2 separate regions of the Homo sapiens genome follow, and region 2 is linked to region 1. Evidence: read pairs that join two places in POLR2A ChIA-PET (ENCODE). Cell type or tissue: GM12878. All regions are shown on one strand. Each heading gives the region's core, and the rest is flanking DNA. Links, peaks and the distances in the headings are about the cores only.

What was found. ChIA-PET counts read pairs that join two places held together with the same protein. Peaks named below come from ENCODE experiments on the same cell type or tissue, not always from the same donor. Only the 100,000 strongest peaks of a DNase experiment are listed, where the experiment ranks them.
Region 2: POLR2A ChIA-PET joins it to region 1 with 10 read pairs; 6 of 35 experiments call an interaction of 5 or more read pairs at or near these places.

The regions. Positions count from the first base shown.
Region 1 is chr10:12,108,184-12,118,979 of GRCh38, reverse strand. It overlaps DHTKD1 (dehydrogenase E1 and transketolase domain containing 1), which reads right to left. Exons shown (of 17, transcript NM_018706.7): 13 at 5,916-6,080; 14 at 1,225-1,307; 15 at 62-231. It also overlaps the pseudogene RNU6-88P. Among named protein-coding and RNA genes, the nearest start is that of SEC61A2, 16 kb to the left of the region's middle. In GM12878, for the core only: no CTCF peak of the experiment used is centred there; a DNase peak (open chromatin) is centred at 6,069; H3K27ac peaks cover 1,738 bases.
Region 2 is chr10:12,004,070-12,013,067 of GRCh38, reverse strand. UPF2 (UPF2 regulator of nonsense mediated mRNA decay) reads left to right here. Exons shown (of 22, transcript NM_015542.4): 5 at 8,341-8,538. Among named protein-coding and RNA genes, the nearest start is that of UPF2, 34 kb to the left of the region's middle. In GM12878, for the core only: no CTCF peak of the experiment used is centred there; no DNase peak of the experiment used is centred there.

The DNA.
Region 1 (10,796 bases), core at 2,797-10,796:
AAGAGCTGAAATGGGTTTTGGGTATCTGAACATCAAAACCCAAATGAGAACAACCTCTTACCTTTAACATGTTTGTATTTGCTCATCTCTTGCTGTAAAGAATCCAACGGGAAGGGGCAGAGTTCCTCTACTCGGATGATGGCAAAGTCATGCTTCTTGGCCCCCAGAGATTCTCTTTGTTTCACCAGGGAGTAGAAATGTTTGCCGGAGCAGAACACGAGGGTCTTAACCCTGTTGGACAGAAAAGGAACAATAGGGTGGGGGAGAAATTTTTTAAAGTAAGAATTACGTCAGAAGAGGCCAGGTGCAGTAGCTCACGCCTGTAATCTCAGCACTTTGGGAGGCCAAGGCGGGCGGATCACGAGGTCAGGAAATCAAGACCATCCTGGCTAACACGGTGAAACCCTGTCTCTACTAAAAATACAAAAAATTAGCCGGGCGTACTGGCGGGCACCTGTAGTCCCAGCTACTCGGGAGGCTAAGGCAGGAGAATGGCGTGAACCCGGGAGGCGGAGCTTGCAGTGAGCCAAGATCGTGCCACTGCACTCCAGCCTGGGCGACAGAGCAAGACTCAACCTCAAAAAAAAAAAAAAAGAGAATTATGTCAGAAGAAACGGGAGACAGTGCAGATTTAAAGTCCTCATGAACAAGGTGGTGGGGGTCTCTGCAGCCGAGTTCAGTCACAGGCTATTCCTGGGGACCCTTCTTCAGCAACATGCGCCTACAAAGTCCACTTTCCCACCCACACTTAACTCATACTCCACTGACTTAAAGGACTTAGGATAGAGGAGGCCAGGCATGGTGGCTCACGCCTGCAATCCCAGCACTTTCAGAGGCTGAGGTGGGTGGATAACCTGAGGTCAGGAGTTCGAGACCAGCCTGGCCAACATGGTGAAACCCCATCTCTACTAAAAATAAAAAAATTAGCAGGGTGTGGTGGCGGGCACCTGTAATCCCAGCTACTTGGGAGGCTGAAGCACAAGAATCACTTGAATCCGGGAGGCGGAGGTTGCATAGAGCTGAGATTGCACCACTGCCCTCCAGCCTGGGCAATAGAGCCAGACTCAGTCTCAAAAATAAATAAATAAATAAATAAATAAATAAATAAATAAATAAAAATAGGAGAGGGGAGATCTGCATCACCTGTGATCTCTTAATGTGAACTACTTTTCCCATTAATTAAAATTCTGCCACAGAATATGAAAACAGAGATACATATCTTACTTTTTTGGATCCACAGATGAATCACCAATGACCGGGTTAAATGTTGTTCCTGGTGCCATTTCTTGAAGAGTTGACACGGCTGCCTACGAGGGAGAAGAGGCCACACATCCAGCAAGCAACAGAAAGAGGTGATGCTGTCACTTACAAGGGCCGCTATCAAACACGAGTACCAAAGTTCTAGCCTAGCACTGCAAGGAGACCCATGTCCTAATAGACGCAATGCCTTGCCAAAAAATATCAGTTCTGTATACTTCAGGGTAAAACTATGTTTCTGAGGTTACATAAGATAGCCTTTTGGAATCTTAACACTTTGGGAGGCCAAGGCAGGAGGATCGCTGGAGGCCAGTTCAAGACCCGCCTGGGCAACATAGCGAGACTCCCTTTGCACCCCCTACTCCACCATCCCCACTGGTGCCTTGCCTCTATTAAAAAAAAAAAAAAAAAAAAAAAAGGTGCCGTGGCTCATGCCTGTAATCCCAGCACTTTGGGAGGCCAAGGTGGGCGGATCACCTGAGGTCAGGAGTTTGAGACCAGCCTGGCCAACATGGTGAAATCCCATCTCTACAAAAATATAAAAATACAAAAATTAGCTGGGCATGATGGCGGGTGTCTGTAATCCCAGCTACTCAGGAGGCTGAGGCGGGAGAATTGCTTGAACCCAGAAGGCAGAGGGTGCAGTGAGCTGAAATCGCACCATTGCACTCCAGCCTGGGCAACAGAGCAAGACCTCATCCGAAACAAAACAAACCAAAACTGGCCAGTTGCAGTGGCTCCAGCCTGTGATCCTAGAACTTTGGGAGGCTGAGGCAGGTGGATTGCTTGAACTCACAAGTTTGAGACCAGCCTAGGCAAGATGGTGAAACCCCATCTCTACAAAAAAATACAAAAATTGGCCAGGTGTGGTAGCGCATGCCTGTAGTCCCAGCTACTCAGGAGGATGAGGTGGGAGGCTAGAAGTTTGAGCTTGGGAGGCGGAAGTTGCAATGAGCCATGATCATGCCACTGCACTCCAGCCTGGGTGACAGAGCCAGACCTTGTCTCAAAAAAAAAAAAAGAAAAGAAAAAGACTGGGCGCGGTGGCTCATGCCTATAATCCCAGCACTTTGGGAGGCAGAGGTGGACAGATTGCCTGATATCAGGAGTTCAAGACCAGCCTGGCCAACATGGTGAAACCCCGTCTCTACTAAAATTATAAAAGTTAGCTGGGCGTGGTGGTGCATGCCTGTAATCCCAGCTACTGGGGAGAGTGAGACACAAGAATTGCTTGAACCTGGGAGCCGGAGGTTGCAGTGGGCTGAGATCACACCATTGCACTATAGCCTGGGTAACAGGAAACTCCATCTCAAGAAAAAAAAAAAGTAAAAAGATTGCCTTCTGTGCTCATTTTGGCAGCACATATACTAAAATTAGAACACTGCAGAGAAGATTAGCATGGCCCCTGCACAAGGATGACAATAAAAATTAAAAAATGAATTTAAGAAAAGATTACCTTTTGCCTGGTGCCACGACATAATTTTAAGAATCAGGCCAGACGTGGTGGCTCATGCCTGTAATCCCAGCACTTTGGGAGGCCGAGGCAGGCATATTGCTTGAGGCCAGGAGTTTGAGACCAGCCTGGCCCACATGGCGAAACCTCGTCTCTATTAAAAATACAAAAATGAGCCAGGCATGGTGGTGCATGCCTGTAATCCCAGCTACTTGGGAGGCTGAGGCAGGAGAATTGCTTGAACCCAGGAAATGGAGGTTGCAGTGAGCTGATATTGTGCCATTGCACTCCAGCCTGGGTGACAGAGCAAAACTCTGTCTCAAAAAAAAAAAAAAAAAAAATTGCTGGGTGTGGTGGCACACACCTAATAGTCCCAGCTACGTCGGAGGCTGAGGCCTTGCTTGAACTCAGTAGGCAAAGGTTGCAGTGAGCTAAGATTATGCCGCTGCATGCCAGCCTAGGCAACAAAGCGAGACTCTCAAAATAACAAAAAAAAGAAAAAAAAGAGCCCCATCAGAAAAATGGTGCTAAAGGCATTGCATTAACTCTTCCTAAATGTTTGGTGATGCTTCCAGGCTTATGAGGTCACCTAGAAATATATAAGGTTGTTTGCGAAACACTGGGTGAGAAAGAACCGGTAGACCACTATAAGTGAACTAAAAATGAATGGCTGCTATTGGTAAGACTACTGAAATCCATTTCCTGGCTATTGACTAGATACTGACTCCCAGGGCCAGGCTAGGGTGAGTCAAGTAAGGTACCTAGTGCAAAAAGTTTAAGGAGGCACTGATTTTAGGGCCATGAAAATATCGCCCCTGAGAATGAGTACCTCCCTACTCCCCTCTGAATGCTAAAAACTGCTTAAAACAACGAGGCCAGGCATAGTGGCTCACACCTATAATCCCAGCATTTTGGGAGGCCGAGTCAGCCCAATCACTTGAGGCCAGGAGTTCGAGACCAGCCTGGCCAACATGATGAAACTCTGTCTCTACTAAAAATACAAAAATTAGCTGAGCATGGTGGTACAAGCCTGTAATCCCAGCTACTGGGGAGGCTGAGGCTGGAGAATTGCTTGAGCCTGGGAGGCGGAGTTTGCAGCGAGCGAGCCAAGATCGCGCTCTCCACTCCAGCCTGGGCAACAGAGCGACACTCCATCTCAAGAAACTGTTCAAACAGGCCGGGAGCGGTGGCTCATGCCTGTAATCCCAGCACTTTGGGAGGCCGAGGCGGGCGGATCACGAGGTCAGGAGATCGAGACCATCCTGGCTAACACAGTGAAACCCTGTCTCCACTAAAAATACAAAAAATTAGCAGGTCGTGGTGGCAGGCGCCTGTGGTCCCAACTACTCAGGAGGCTGAGGCAGGAGAATGGCCTGAACCCGGGAGGCGGAGCTTGCAGTGAGCCGAGATCGCAGCACTGCACTCCAGCCTGGGCGACAGAGCGAGACTCCGTCTCAAAAAACCAACCAACCAACCAACCAACCAACCAACCAACCAACCAACCAAGGGGTGGAAGCAAATCACTCGCAGCTTTTCTTCAGTACCCCTCAATTCCAAATATACACTCTCGAACCTTTGTGAGCAGCACAAGATATTCTTGAATGGCCAAATTCTAAACGTCTTATTTCACCTCAGCAGTCATATCCAAATAAATGTAAAAACTGTAATACTCCCGGCCGGGCACGGTGGCTCATGCCTGTAATCCCAGCACTTCGGGAGGCCAAGGCAGGTGGATCACATGAGGCCAGGAGTTCCAGACCACCTGTCCAACACAGTAAAACCCCATCTCTACTAAAAATACAAAAATTAGCCAGGCATGGTGGCGAGTGCCTATAATCCCAGCTACTCAGGAGGCTGAGGCAGGAGAATCGCTTGAACCCGGGAGTTGGAGGTTGCAGTGAGCTGAGACAGCACCACTGCAATCCAGCCTGGGTGATAGAGTGAGACTCCGTCTCAAAAAAAAAAAAAAATTTAATACTAATTCTAATTAAAACTCATATGAACCTGAAAAAAGTATAGCAGATGGGATAAATATATGCTTAGTAGTATTTATTATTTTGAACATTTCTATTTGGAAACTAGCATATTTTTGTGATTTGAAAAACAATGTACACTTAACAGATAAATAGGTAAACCTACGTATGTGTTAAATGATAAAATGATAAATTTCACGCCACTGCACTCTAGCCTGGGCAACAGCACAAGACTCCATCTCAAAAAGAAAAAAAAAAAAAAGAATGACAAATAATGCCACTCATTTTCAACAAAATACTTTGAATTCCCAAATTGCTGCTATCAAAAAAAATAGTGCTTAGACCATATGGGCTTTAAAACTTTTTCTTTTCTTTTTCAGACAATGTCTTGCTGTGTTGCCCAGGCTGGAGTGTAGTGGCATGGTCATACGTCACTGCAGCCTTGAACTCCAGGGCTCAAAAGATGCTCCCATCTCAGCCTCCTGAGCAGCTGACAGCACAGGTGTGAGCCACCACACCGGCCAATTTTTTTTTTCAGAGATGGGGTCTTGCAATGTTGCCCAGGTTGCTCTCAAACTCCTGGGCTCAAGCAATCCTCTTGCCTAGGCCTCCCAAAGTCCTGGAATTATAGGCATGAGCCACCATGCCCAGCCTAATAGCCTAAAAGCTTTTCTAAATAGTATTTCTGCTCAGGAGGGCACTAGTATAACATCTGCTATCCCTGTCCTTCATTACAATTGACAGAAAACCTACCTATCTTTCCAGGTAGTCTTAAAAGGCTGTTTAAAAAATGAAAGCAGGCTGGGTGTGGTGACTCACGCCTGCAATCCCAGCACTTTGGGAGGCCGAGGCGGGCGAATCACCTGAGGTCAAGAGTTAGAGACTAGTCTGGCCAAGATGGCGAAACCCCATCTCTACTAAAAATACAAAAATTAGCTGGGTGTGGTGGCACATGCCTGTAATCTCAGCTACTTGGGAGGCTGAGGCGGGAGAATCGCTTAAACCCAGGAGTCAGAGGTTGCAACGGGCCGAGATTGCACCATTGCACTCCAGCCTGGGCGACAGAGCAAGACTGCGTCTCAAAAAACAACAAAAAAAATGAAAGTAGCAAAGTCAGTTGAAACTAAAAAGGTGTTTCTGTAATTTAAATATAATTAGATATGGAAAATAGGGAAAAATGGAGTGCAAAAAATGACAAAAGGAGGAAGGCTTATTCACCACCTTCTGCTTACCGGGAGCCTGAGTAACATCTTAGGGGAAGCAACAATGAGTGGTTTTCTGAAGTTCCGGACCATCTGTCTCCTAAGCAAGTGGAAATACTGTGCAGGAGTTGTTGGGTGAACCACAAACATGTTCACAGTGTCTCCGTCCACCCCCTCTTCCGCACTGTCACACATCTGGGAGAGAAGTGGCAAGAAAGGAGAAGAATGTTCAGATCATCTATTTCAGTCGTAGTGACAATGGGCTGGCCAAAGGGAAACACAGGTGTTCTTGATTATAGCAGAAAAGCTATTGCCCAACATTACAGAAAAATATCAGCAGGTGAATTTATGAACGGTGCGGTATTAACCAAAGGAGAGCTCTGATGGCTTTCTCCACTGGCCCAATTCTGTGTCATCTAACACAATTGTTCCCAAACACGGCTGATAGCAAAGATAATCTGGAAAGGACTTTTTTAAAAAAAATACATATTCTGATTACTACAGGGTTAAGACAGGGGAAGGAAGCACTATCAGAATCTCACTTTCCTAATGTAATAAAACGATTGTGTGTGTGTGTGTGTGTGTGTGTGTGTGCACGCGTGCTTTAAGACAAAAATCAAAAGCAGCTAATAGAAAGGTTGAAAAATTGAGGGCAAGGAAGTTAAATCTCAGAAGATCCTGGTGGGACAGAAAGCTGAGGCATAACTCCTAACCCTTCCCCAAAGGCAGTGAAAGGAAAGAAAGAGAGTTGACAAAATCTGGACAATTATTTTTGTTGTTGTTACAGAGTCTCGTTCTCTCACCCAGGCTGGAGTTCAGTGGCATGATCATAGCACACTGTAACCCCAAACTCTGGACTCAAAAGCAATCCTCCCACCAGAGCCTCCCAAGTAGCTGGGACTACAGGTGCCTGCTACCACACCTGACTAATTTTAATATTTTTGTAGAGATGGGGTCTTGTTATGATGCCCAGGCTGGTCTCAAACTCCTGGGTTCAAGCGATCCTCCCGCCTCAGCCACCCAAAGTGCTGGGATTACAGGCATGAGCCACCATGCCTGGCCTCAATCATGATCATCTTCTTTTTGCATACACCCTTGATTCCCATGACCCTTCACTCCAACCCATAAACCTAGTTAATCCCCACTTTCTGCCTGTTCCATGTCTGCAGAGAAAGTAGCTGGAGACAACACAAAATCACACCAATGGTCTTACTTTAGAATCCTGACCAACAGTCTGAGATGGGCCCTTAGTGACCTTAGACTCTTAAACTCTATTTCCCTAACTCACTCATTCTCCTTCTTTCCCAGGTGACTAATTCACACCTTTAAACTCAGGACCTCCTCCTGCATCACCACTCTCAGCTAATGACCTAACAGCATGTCCTCAGACCATCTACACACACATTCTCACTTGCACTCATCTTCTCTGCCTTCCATTTATTGCCACCAACCATGCTGCTGTCTAAAGCTAATTTAATCCATCATGTACTAGAGCCCACCCCATTTTACCAATGCAAGGAAATCACTCAGTTATTCTATCAGCACCCCTACATCACCATTCTCTTCTTGTCTACTGGATCATGCCTATCACCAAACAGGCCTTATTTCCTACCTTTAACACAAAACAAAGGCCTGGCGCGGTGGCCCATGCCTGAAATCCTAGCACTTTGGGAGGCCAAGGTGGGAGGATCACATGAGGTCAGGGGTTCAAGAGCAGCCTGGTCAACATGGTGAAACCCCATCTCTACTAAAAATACAAAAATTAGCCGGGCATCGTGGCACAAGCCTATAATCCCAGCTACTCGGGAGGCTGAGGCAGGAGAATTGCTTGAACCTGGGAGGCAGAGGTTGCAGAGAGCCAAGACTGCAGCATTGCACTACAGCCTGGGTGACAGAGCAAGACGCCATCACAAAAATAAAAGAAAACACAAAAGGAACTCTTGACACAAATTTTCCCACCAGCTACTGTCTCATTTTCTTGTTCTATTTACAGCAATACTCCTCAAAAGAGTTAAGTTGATGTTCCTCCCTTTTTTTTTTTTTTTTTTTGAGACAGGGTCTGGCTCTCTTGCCCAGGCTGGAATGCAGTGGTGCAACCTCAGCTCACTACAACCTCCGCCTCCCAGGCTCAAGTGATCCTCCCACCTCAGCCTCCCAAGTAGTGAGGATTATGGGCACGCACCACCACCCACCCAGCTAATTTTTTTAGTTTTATTTTTAGCAGAAATGGGGTCTCACCATGTTGCCCAGGCTGGTCTCAAACTCCTGAGCAAGATATCCACCCACCTTGGCCTCCCAAAGTGCTGGGATTACAGGTGTGAGCCACCATGCTAGGCCAACTTTCCTCCCTTGAATAAGTTCTGGAGATCTACTGTACAGGATGGTAACTGTAGTTAACGTATTATATACCTGAAAATTACTAAGAGGATAGATTTTAAATGTTCTCTTCCCCAAAAATGGTGAGTATGTGAGGTGACGGGTCTGGTAATTAGCTTGATTCAATCAGTTCACAATGTATAGCTGTATCAAAACATCACATTTTATACTATTCATATATACAATTGTACATTTGTCAATTAAAAATGTTTAAATAAATACACTTTCCTTTCTCTAGAATCAGGAATCAGGGGTGTCCGATCTTTTGGCTTACCTGAGCCACACCGGAAGAAGAAGAATTGTCTTGTGCCACACATAAAATACACTAACACTAACAATGGCTAATAAGGTAAAAAAAAAAAATCACAAATAATGTTTTAAGAAAGTTTATGAATTTGTATTGGACCACATTCTTTTTTCTGGAGACAGAGTCTCGCTCTGTCACCCAGGCTGGAGTGCATGGCGCAATCTCAGCTCACTGCAAGCTCCGCCTCCCAGGTTCACACCATTCCCCTGCCTCAGCCTCCCAAGTAGCTGGGACTACAGGTGCCTGCCACCGTGCCCGGCTAATTTTTTGTATTTTTAGTAGACACAGGGTTTCACCGTGTTAGCCAGGATGGTCTTCATCTCCTGACCTCATGATCCGCCCGCCTCGGCCTCCCAAAGTGCTGGGATTACAGGAGTGAGCCACCACGCCCAGCCTGTATTGGGCTACATTCAAAGCTGTTCTGAGCCGCATGTGGTCCATGGACACAGGTTGGACAAGTTGCTCTAGATAGTCCTTAATATGTCCCAGACAGACTTTTGTCCCTACCACTCCATCAAAACCGCAGTCATCAACCAACAAATGGACTCTTGATTTCTAAATTCAGTGGTTCATTCTTATGCCTCATCTATTTATTTATTTATTTATTTTTAGTAGAGACAGGGTCTCACTATGTTGCCCAAGCTGGTCTCAAACTCCTGGGCTCAAGTGATCCTCCCACCTCGGCCTCTCAAAGTGCTGGGATTACTTCACTCCTCATCTTAATTGACACTGACACTCCCTCTTCCCTGATATGTTTCCTTCGCTTGCTTTCTAAGATCTTCCTCCCACCTCACTGGTTGCTCCTTCTTCATCTCACTTCTTCTTCTTCTCTGCATCCTCTGAGGTTGGACTATCCCAGGGCCCAGAGCTCAGGCACCTTCTCTCCTCCACTGTGCTCGCTGCTTCGATGACTTCTTCCAGACTCATGACTGTCAATGTCATCTAGTGGCTGATGACTCCGAAACTGTATCCCCCACCTACTCATTTCCTCTGTTTCTTCAACAACTAGTAGTTTTGCATTTCACATGTCATGCTTTAGTTTATCTACCATTACTCTAATCTCTTTTTAAATAAAATTCTCGATGTCATCATTAATGTAACTATCCATCTATCTGTTGTTCTGTCTACCTATCTATTAAGCTATCATCTGTTTATACATTTTAGCTGCACGCATGCCAAAATCATTAACGATATGCATGCTGAAGTACTTGGGGTGACATGTATTGATATCTCTATTTATTATTTATTTATTTATTTATTTAATTTTTTGAGACAGAGTCTTTGTTGTCCAGGCTGGAGTGCAGTGGCGTGATCTCACTGCAACCTCTGCCTCCTGGGTTCAAGCGATTCTCCTGCCTCAGGCTCCCGAGTAGCTTGGATTACAGGGATGAGCCACTACACATGGCTAATTTTTGTATTTTTAGTAAAGATGGGGTTTCTCTGTGTTAGCCAGGCTGGTCTCAAACTCCTGATCTCAAGTGATCCACCTGCCTTGGTCTCCCAAAGTGCCAGGATTACAGGTGTGAGCCACTGCACCCGGCTAATGTCTCCATTTATTTTGAAATGAATCAAAACATAAGATGCATTGAAGGATACCAGAATGACAGATGAATAGATATGTGAAAAAACAAGTATAATAAAAAATAATGGTGAATTCTAGGGAGTGGGCATATGAGTATTCACAGTAAATTCTTTCCAACTTTTCTGTATATCTGAAAGTCTTCATAATAAACTATAAGGAAATAACATGCAAAAGGAGACATTTGTAATGATTCACACCAAATGAGGACAATGGCTATTTCTGGCAGGATATTTCAAATGTTTTAATAACCAGCCAGGGTTGGTGGCTCACACCTGTAATCCCAGCACTTTGGGAAGCTGAGGCGGGTAGATCACTTGAGGCCAGGAGTTTCAGACTAGCCTGGCCAACATGGAAGAACACCAATCTCTACTAAAAACACAAAAATTAGCCAGGCATGGTGGCATACGCCTGTGGTCCCAGCTACTTGGAGGGTGAGCCAGGAGAATCGCTTGAACCCAAGAGGCAGAGGTTGCAGTGAGCCAAGATCGCACCACTGCACTCCAGCCTGGGCAACAGAGCGAGACCCCATCTCAAAAAAAAATAAAAATAAAAAAGCTCTCTGGGGGATTCTGATGATCAGCCTGGTATAAGAACTGCTGATCCTGGCACAAGAGAACTTTAATTGCCATAAAACCGTGATACAATT
Region 2 (8,998 bases), core at 1-8,000, 100 kb after region 1:
CTGCAGCCTCTGCCTCTTGGGCTCAAATGAGTCTCCTGCGTCAGTCTCCCAAGTAGCTGGGACTGCAGGTGTGCACCACCATGTCTGGCTAATTAGAGGCAAGGTTTTACCATGTTTCTCAGGCTGGTCTCAAACTCCTTAGCTCAAGCAGTCCTCCTGCCTTGGCCTCCCAAAGTGCTGAGATTATAGGTGTGAGCCACTGCACCCAGGCTCTTATTCAATATCTCAAAGCTCATTCTCAAACTTTTTAAATGTTTTTTTTTTTTTTTTTGGCGGAGTCTTGCTCTGTTGCCCAGGCTGGAATGCAGTGGTGCGGTCTCTGCTCACTGCAAGCTCCGCCTCCCAGGTTCAGGCCATTCTTCTGCCTCAGCCTCCCGAATAGCTGGGACTACAGGCACCCACCACCACGCCCACCTAAGTTTTTGTGTTTTTAGTAGAGACGGGGTTTCACCATGTTAGCCAGGATGATCTCGATCTCCTGACCTCATGATTGAGAATTGGCTGTGGGCCGAGGTACACCTCGGCCTCCCAATGTGCTGAGATAACAGGCGTGAGCCACTGTGCCTGGCCAAACTTTTTAAATGTTTTAAAAAAGTTTCATCATAGAATTTGTGTTTTGGTTGACCCTGGCTTGTTTCTCAGAACTTTCTCAGTATATTTGTTAAGATATTTTAGAACCAAAATCTCTTTATAATATTTAGCATATGGCTGGGTGCGGTGGCTCACGCCTCTAATCCCAGCACTTTGGGAGGCCAGGGCAGGTGGATCATGAGGTCAGGAGTTCGAGAACAGCTTGGCGCAACATGGTGAAACCGTGTCTCTACTAAAGATACAAAAGCTAGCTGGGCATGGTGGTGTGCGCCTGTAATCCCAGCTACTCAGGAGGCTGAGGCAGGAGAATGGCTTGAACCTGGGAGGCGGAGGTTACAGAGAGCCAGGCTCGCGCCATTGCACTCCAGCCTGGGCAAGACTCCGTCTCAAAAAAAAAAAACATTTAGCATACTTGGGTATTGATTTAGGTGGTTTCTTTACCCCTTTTCTCTAATTGTCATACTGAAATTTAAGCTAATTTTTCTTTTCATTTTAAATGACTTTAAATTTATTATTATTATTATTATTTTTGAGACAGAGTTTCGCTCTTGCTGCCCAGGCTGGAGTGCAAAGGCGCGATCTCGGCTCACTGCAACTTCTGCCTCCCAGGTTCAAGCAATTCTCCTGCCTCAGCCTCCTGAGTAGCTGGGATTACAGGCATGTGCCACTACACCCGGCTAATTTTGTATTTTTAGTAGAGACAGGGTTTCTCCATGTTGGTCAGGCTGGTCTCGAACTCCCAACCTCAGGTGATCTGTCCGTCTCAGCCTCCCAAAGTGCTGGGATTACAGGTGTGAGCCACTGCGCCCTGTCATGACTTTAAATGTATTTTTAGACATTTTCCAGAATTAATAGACCTTGAAAAAATTCTGTCATTGTTTTTATTTTTATTTTTGGAGACAGGCTGGAATGCGATGGTGCAGTCCCGGCTCACTGCAACCTCTGCATCCCAGGTTTAAGCAACTCTTGTGCCTCAGCCTCCCAAGCAATAACTGGGACTACAGATATGCGCCACCAAGCCCAGCTAATTTTTGCATTTTTAGTAGAGATGGGGTTTCACCATGTTGGTCAGGCTGGTCTCGAACTTTGAGCTCAAGTGATCTGCCTGCCTCACCCTCCCCAAGTGCTGGGATTACAGGCATGAGCCACTGTGCCCAGCCCTGTCATTGTTTTTAAAAGATCTTTTTGGCCCGGCATGATGGCTTATGCCTGTAATACCAGGGCTTTGGGAGGCCAAGGCAGGAGGATTGCTTGAGGCGAGTTTGAGACTAGCCTGGGTAACATAGCGAGACCCTGTCTCTACAAAAAATTTTAAAAAATAAAACAAATTTAGCCAGTCATGTGGCACAAGCCTGTAGTCCTAGCTACTTGGGAGGCTGAGGTGGGAAGATTGCATGAGCCCAGATGTTCAAGGTTACAGTTAGATAATGATCACACCAGGCACTCCAGCCTGGGTGATAGAGTGAGACTCTATCTCTTAAAAAAAATTTTTTTTTCAGACATAGAACTTAAGGGCAAGAGTTTTTTTTTCTTTCAGTACTTTAAAGATGTTACTCCTCTGTCTTCTAGCTTGCATTGTTCCATCAAGAATGCTCCTACCTTTCTGACCTTTGTTCTTATTTATATAATCTATATTTTTTTCTCTCATTGTTTTAAAATTTTTTCATTATCGCTGATTTCAAGCATTAGTTATGGTGTAGCTTGGTGTGGTTTTCTTCGTTTCTTGTACTTCGGGTTCCTTGAACTTCTTAGATCTGTGGGTGTATAGTTATCATCAAATTAGGAAAATCTTGACCTTTATTTTTCAATTGTGTTTTCTCTTTCCTTCTTCGTCACCTCTCCTATAGGGACTCAATTACAAGTATTTTAGGTTGTTCAGTTGTCCCACAGTTCATTGATGTCCTTTCCTTTTTGTTCTTCGTTATTTTTTCCTGCCTTTCCTTTTGGATAGTTTCTGTTGTTATGTCTTCAAGTTCACTAATCTTTTCTTCTACGGTGTCTAATAACTTAATTCCATTTAGAGAAGTCATTTTTTATATCTATGTCTTGTCATATTTTCTTTGTATCTGACATGTTCAATCTTGTAGCTTGTTGAACATATGAAATACAGTTACAATAACTGTTTTAAAGTCCTTGTCTACAAATCTTGTCATCTGTGTGATTTCCGAGTTGGTTTCAATTGATTGCAGTTGCTTGACCTCCTTTGCATGTCTGGTCATTTTTCTACTTCTTTGGCTGCCCGCTTATGTTTTATTGGATGTGTCCTGGATATTTTTGTATTCTTATAAATATCATTAAGCGTCATCCTGGGTTGCAGTTAAGTTACTTGGAAATAGTTTCATCTTTGAAAGGATGCTTTGTTAGGAGGTACCAGAGCAGCCTTTAATCTAAAGCTAATTTTTCCTAATACTGAGGCAGTATCTTTCTGGACTTTTTCTGATAAAGTAGAGTCATAGAAGATTCTTCCAGTCAGCCTTGTGGGTATACAGACTATTCCTGGTCCCATGAGCCTCTCTGTGAGTCTTAATTCTTTTCAGTAGTTATTTTCCCAGTCTCACCTAGTTTCCTCACACATAGAGGCTGATCAGTACTCAGGTGAACATTTTGTTTCCTTATACATAGGAGCTGATCAGTACTCAGCTGAATGTTCAAGGAGACTCTGCAAATGTTTTGAAGTTTATCTTTGTGCTGGTTTCTCCTCTCTGGTACTGTGTCCTGGGAACTCTGCCTACCTTGGGTAGAGTATTACCAGACCCTCAGCTCTCATCCTCAACTCAGGGAGACTGCCTGGCTTCTCTCTTACTTGGCCACAGCCTGGAAAAATCTCTTTATGAAGTAAGCTGGGGCAATTGTAGAGCTGAGTTTTTCGTCTGCTCCCTATCAGGGATTATTTTCCTATACTGCCTGATGTCCAGTGTTTGAAAATCATTGTTTTAATATTGTTTGCTTGAATCTTTAGTTATTTTGGGTCACTGATATAGTACTTCACCTTGTGCAGAAGAGGCTTACATTGTCCAGTGATCAGAATATCCTTTATTCTATAGCCACTTTTTCCAGTTAATCATGTCTTAGATTTTTTTCATTTTAATACATTAGTGCCATCTAATTATTTTTAATTGCTACATAGTAATATCCTTTTGTATGGTTGTTCTGTAATTTACTTGTCCTCTGTTGATTAACACTTAATATTTCTGGCTTTTAGCTATTATTGTCAGTGCTGTAACAAAATCTCTGAACCTGCTTCTTTCTGTATATATGCTAGTATTTACAGGATACATTTCTAGAAGTAGAATTCTTGGGTTAAAAGGATATATGCATTTTAAGTTTCAATATATGATGCCATATTTTCTATTAAAGAAATTTACAGCAACCCAAATGCCCATCAATAATACACTAGATAGAGAAAATGTGGTACATATACACCATGGAATACTATGCAGCCATAAAAAAGAGTGAGTTCATGTCCTTTGCAGGGACATGGATGAAGCTGGAAGCCATCATTCTCAGCAAACTAACATAGGAAAAAAACCAAATACCACATGTTCTCACTCATAAGTGGGAGTTGAACAGTGAGAACACATGGACACAGGGAGGGGAACAACACACACTGGGGCCTGTTGGGAGGTTGGGGGTAAGGGGAGGGAGAGCATTAGGACAAATACCTAATGCATGCGGGACTTAAAACCTAGGTGACGGGTTGGTAAGTGCAGCAAACCACCATGGAACATGTATACCTATGTAACACACCTGCACATTCTGCACATGTATCTTGGAACTTAAAAAAAAAAATTTACATGCCACTAAGTGTATGAGAATGAATGTTTCTTTTTTTTTTTTTTTTTTTTTTGAGGTGGTGTCTTGCTCTGTCACCCAGGCTGGAGTACAGTGGTGCGATCTAAGCTCACTGCAAGCTCCGCCTCCCGGGTTCAAGCGATTCTCCTGCCTCAGCCTCCTGAGCAGCTGGGACTACAGGCATGTGTCACCATGCCTGGCTAATTTTTTGTATTTTTAGTAGAGATAGGGTTTCACTATGTTAGCCAGGATGGTCTCAATCTCCTGACCTCGTGATCTGCCCACCTCGGCCTCCCCAGGTGCTAGGATTACAGGTATGAGCCACTGCGCCTGGCCTGAGAATGACTGTTTCTTTACACTCTTACCACATTGCAGTTCTTAATTTTTAAATTTGAAGTCAGGTTTTAGCATCTTTAAGTTTATTGGCTGTTTTATAAATGTATTATTTTCCCTGTGAAATTCCTATTTGAATCTTTTATACCCCCACCCCCTGTCCTTTTTCCCCTTGTATCTTTTTAAAAAATTGATTTATAAAAGCACTTGGGAGGCTGAGGTGAGTGGAGCACTTGAGGTCAGGAGTTCTAGACCAGCCTGGCCAACATGGTGAAACCCCATCCCTACAAAAAATACAAAAGTTAGCTGGGTATTGTGGAGTGCGCCTGTAATCCCAGCTACTTGGGAGACTGAAGTGAGACAATTGCTTGAACCCAGGAGGCAGAGGTTGCAGTGAGCTGAGATTGCACTCCAGCCTGGGTGACAGAGCGAGACTCCATGTCAGAGAGAAAAAAAAAAAGCACTTTGTATATTAAGGAAATTATTATTATTATTATTATTATTATTATTATTATTACTTTGAGACGGCGCCTTGCTGTGTTGCCCAGGCTGGAGTGCAGTGGCGCGTTCACAGCTCACTGCAAGCTCTGCTCCCCGGGTTCACACCATTTTCCTGCCTCAGTCTCCTGAGTAGCTGGGACTACAGGTGCCTGCCACCACGGCCGGCTAATTTTTTTGTATTTTTAGTAGAGACGGGGTTTCACTGTGTTAGCTAGGATAGTCTCGATCTCCTGACCTCGTTATCCACCTGCCGCAGCCTCCCAAAGTGTTGGGATTACAGGCGTGAGCCACTGTGCCCGGCCGACGGAAATTATATTTTTTATATGCATTGCAACTATCACTCCTCTGTTTTTCTCTTGTCCTGTGCCTGTGATATTCCTATTTTTTATTACTTTTGATTTGGTAGTATTTTTACCTCTCAAAAGTTGAATTTCTTTTTTATGATTTACATTATTTTTTAGATACACAAAATATTTATGCATATTATAGATTAAAAAGTGAAAGTTTACTGTCAGATGCATTACATTCTCCAAGGTAACCACTCTTAACAGCTTGATAGTAATGTGTCCAGACTTTACTTTTTTCCAGAAAATATATATAATCAGATATCTCTAGCTTCATTAACTTAGGTGAGATATTTTGCATGATTTCCTTTATTGTTTCAATTATTATTTTTGAGAGCTTTCTGAGTCAGTTCTTGTAGATACATCTCATTCCTTTTAACACCTGATTAATATTACATAGTTGTCTTAGTCTTTTCAGGCTGCTGTAACAAAATACCCTAGACCGGGCAACTTATGAACAACAGAAACTTGTTCCTCTGTCTGGAGTCTGGGAAGTCTAAGATCAAGGTGCCAGCCAAGTTGGTGTCTGGCGAGGACTCTGCTTCACAGATGGGTGGGTGAGTGGGGCTGAAAGTTCTAAGCCTGTAATCACTCGGTCTTTCTGGTGACTTGGCTCCATCGTAGAGACCATCCAGAGACTCCACCCTAAGTCACCTCATTAGCATCAGCTGAGGTAGGATCAAAAAGCTTGTTATGAATAACAAAATACATTCCTTTCACTCAGGAAATTCTAAGGGTTTTAGGAGGTCTGCCAGGAACCAAGGACAAACACCAAATATATTCATTATACTATGCTCTATATATTATGGATGTATTCTTTAAATATTGTCAATATTGTCTTCCAGTTTGTTTTTTGCTTTTGTTTATACTTTTCATTAAACAGAAGTTGTAAATATGTCAGTGTTTTTCTTTTTGGTGTATGGGTTTAGTGTCCTAATAAGTCTGTGTTTAAATATATTTTCTGTAAGGAAAGTAAGGAGTTTCGAGGAGCCAGTGTTTTTTTTGTTTTTGGTGTTCTTATTTTCATAAATCACATTTAATGAATAATCTAACTTACGGTTAATTTTAATTTACATAATCTATTTATAATTCTCATTTGGAGAGAAGTATGTGAGAGTAGATAAGTTCATGAATGGGCTCATAATCATAAAGTAGGAAGTTAATTACTTTCAGTGTTCTGAGTTTATGATCTATAGTTGTATGTACTGCATGTGTGTAAATAGGTACATACTTTCCATTCTCTAATAAGAGATCTGTACGCTTCATCTTTCTTCCCTTCTTTTCCAGTTATCAATTGACTGACATTTATGGCATAAAAGAAAATAAAGGCTGAGCGTGGTCACGCATGCCTGTAATCCCAGCACTTTGAGAGGCTGAGGCAGGTGGATCCCCTGAACTTAGGAGTTTGAGACCAGCCTAGGCAACATAATGAAACCCCATCTCTACTAAAAATGGAAAAATTAGCTGGGCTTGATGACGCATGCCTGTAGTCCCAGCTACTCAGGAGGTTGAGGCAGGAGGATTGCATGAGCCCAGGATTTCGAGGCTACAGTAAGCTATGATCATGTCACTGCACGCCAGCCTTGGCAGCAGAGTGAGACCCTGTCTCAATTCAAAAAAATAAATAATAAATAAACGCTGGGCGTGGTGGCTCACGCCTGTAATCCCAGCACTTTGGGAGGCTGAGGCAGGTGGATCACCTGAAGTCAGGAGTTTGAGACCAACCTGGCCAACATGGCGAAACCCCATCTCTACTAAAAATAACAAAAAAGTAGCCAAGTGTGGTGGCGGGCGCCTGTAATCCCAGCTACTTGGGAGGCTGAGGCAGGAGAATTACTTGAAGCTGGGAGGTGGAGGTTGCAGTGAGCTGATGTTGCGCCATTGTACTCCAGCCTGGGTGACAGAGTAAAACTCTGTTTAAAAAAAATAAAATTTCAGGACCCTCTAAATTTATTATAGCAAGGGGGAAATTAAGCCTTGGAGACTGAACTACATAACCAGTATGTATCTTTCCCAAAAAAGACGACTTCTACTAATCAGGTTGTTGTAACTGTGCATTAAACCTTATGAGGAAAGATGTTGAAATTACCTAAACTTTCTCTGTATAAACAATCTCAAACTTCTACCCTTTGGAACACTGACTTCTGTTCTTTAGAATCTCTGCTTCCTGGGAGGCTGTCCTCAAACTTTGCAATTGAATAAACTCTCTTTAAAACTAGATTCTGACCTTTTTGATTATTTTAGGTTGACAGTGGCAATCTACCATGTGCCAAGGATTATGCCAAAAGGAGGGATGCTTCTTAAGTAAAGGTTTATGGTCTGTTTTTGGAGATATAAATGGTATATAAGTATGATGTAAATAGTATAGAGGATTATGAGTTGCCAAAAAAAAAAAAAATACTCATGGGGGAGGTGGGACTTTAAACGGATGTCTTAGGAGTGGCCAGGCTTATATATTTTATTTTTTGATTTTAAGTTTCATGAAAGTAGACCTAATTTATCAAATGGCTACTTAATCTCATATTAATTGCTTAAAACAAATGTAAGAGAAAAAAATCTTTATGTTGTTCTCTAGTCTGTTTTATTTTAGGGCTTTATTTAAAACACAGTTTGTGATTTGGTGTTGAAAACGGTCACATGTGCTTGTTAATTGAAGAAGTTCCTGTCAGTTGAAACACTCAAGATTCAATAGATGTAAAACTGAAAAAATAACTTATGTCATGTTTATCATGCTATAACCTCAAGTTATGTTAATTACTTGTGATTTATTTTATTGTAGAACATGGGCCTGGAATTGATATATTCACACCTGGTAAACCTGGAGAATATGACTTGGAAGGTGGTATATGGGAAGATGAAGATGCTCGGAATTTTTATGAGAACCTCATTGATTTGAAGGCTTTTGTCCCAGCCATCTTGTTTAAAGACAATGAAAAAAGTTGTCAGAATAAAGAGTCCAACAAAGATGATACCAAAGGTAAATTCTAGAGAAAAAATATTTACATTAAGTGCTATAAGAATTAGCTTCAAAATAGTATTTGTAAAAAAAAAATATATATATTGTAGTTACTAGTTTTGTAATATGAACATTGAGTCATTAGAGTAAATGAGTGACAGAATTATATGGAATGATGGAGCATTAAAGGATGATAATTGACATACTTTTAACAGTGCTGATACATTTAAGTTAATGTGAATTAATTGGAAAGTGTTTGTTTATAATGTCTTGTAGTGAATTCAAGTGAGGTCTTGGTAAGATGCACATTTCCCCCAGGTATCAGATTGTTAGGGCAGGTGTTAGCTCTATGATGCTCATTACCTGTACTGCCCTTTCTAGGCTAGATAGAACCAACTCTTTGAGAAGAAGAGTGACTTTAGAGAAGTCAGAGCTTTTAGGTCGTTAATAGAGTGGGAGTTTCTGAATGCCGGTTACATTG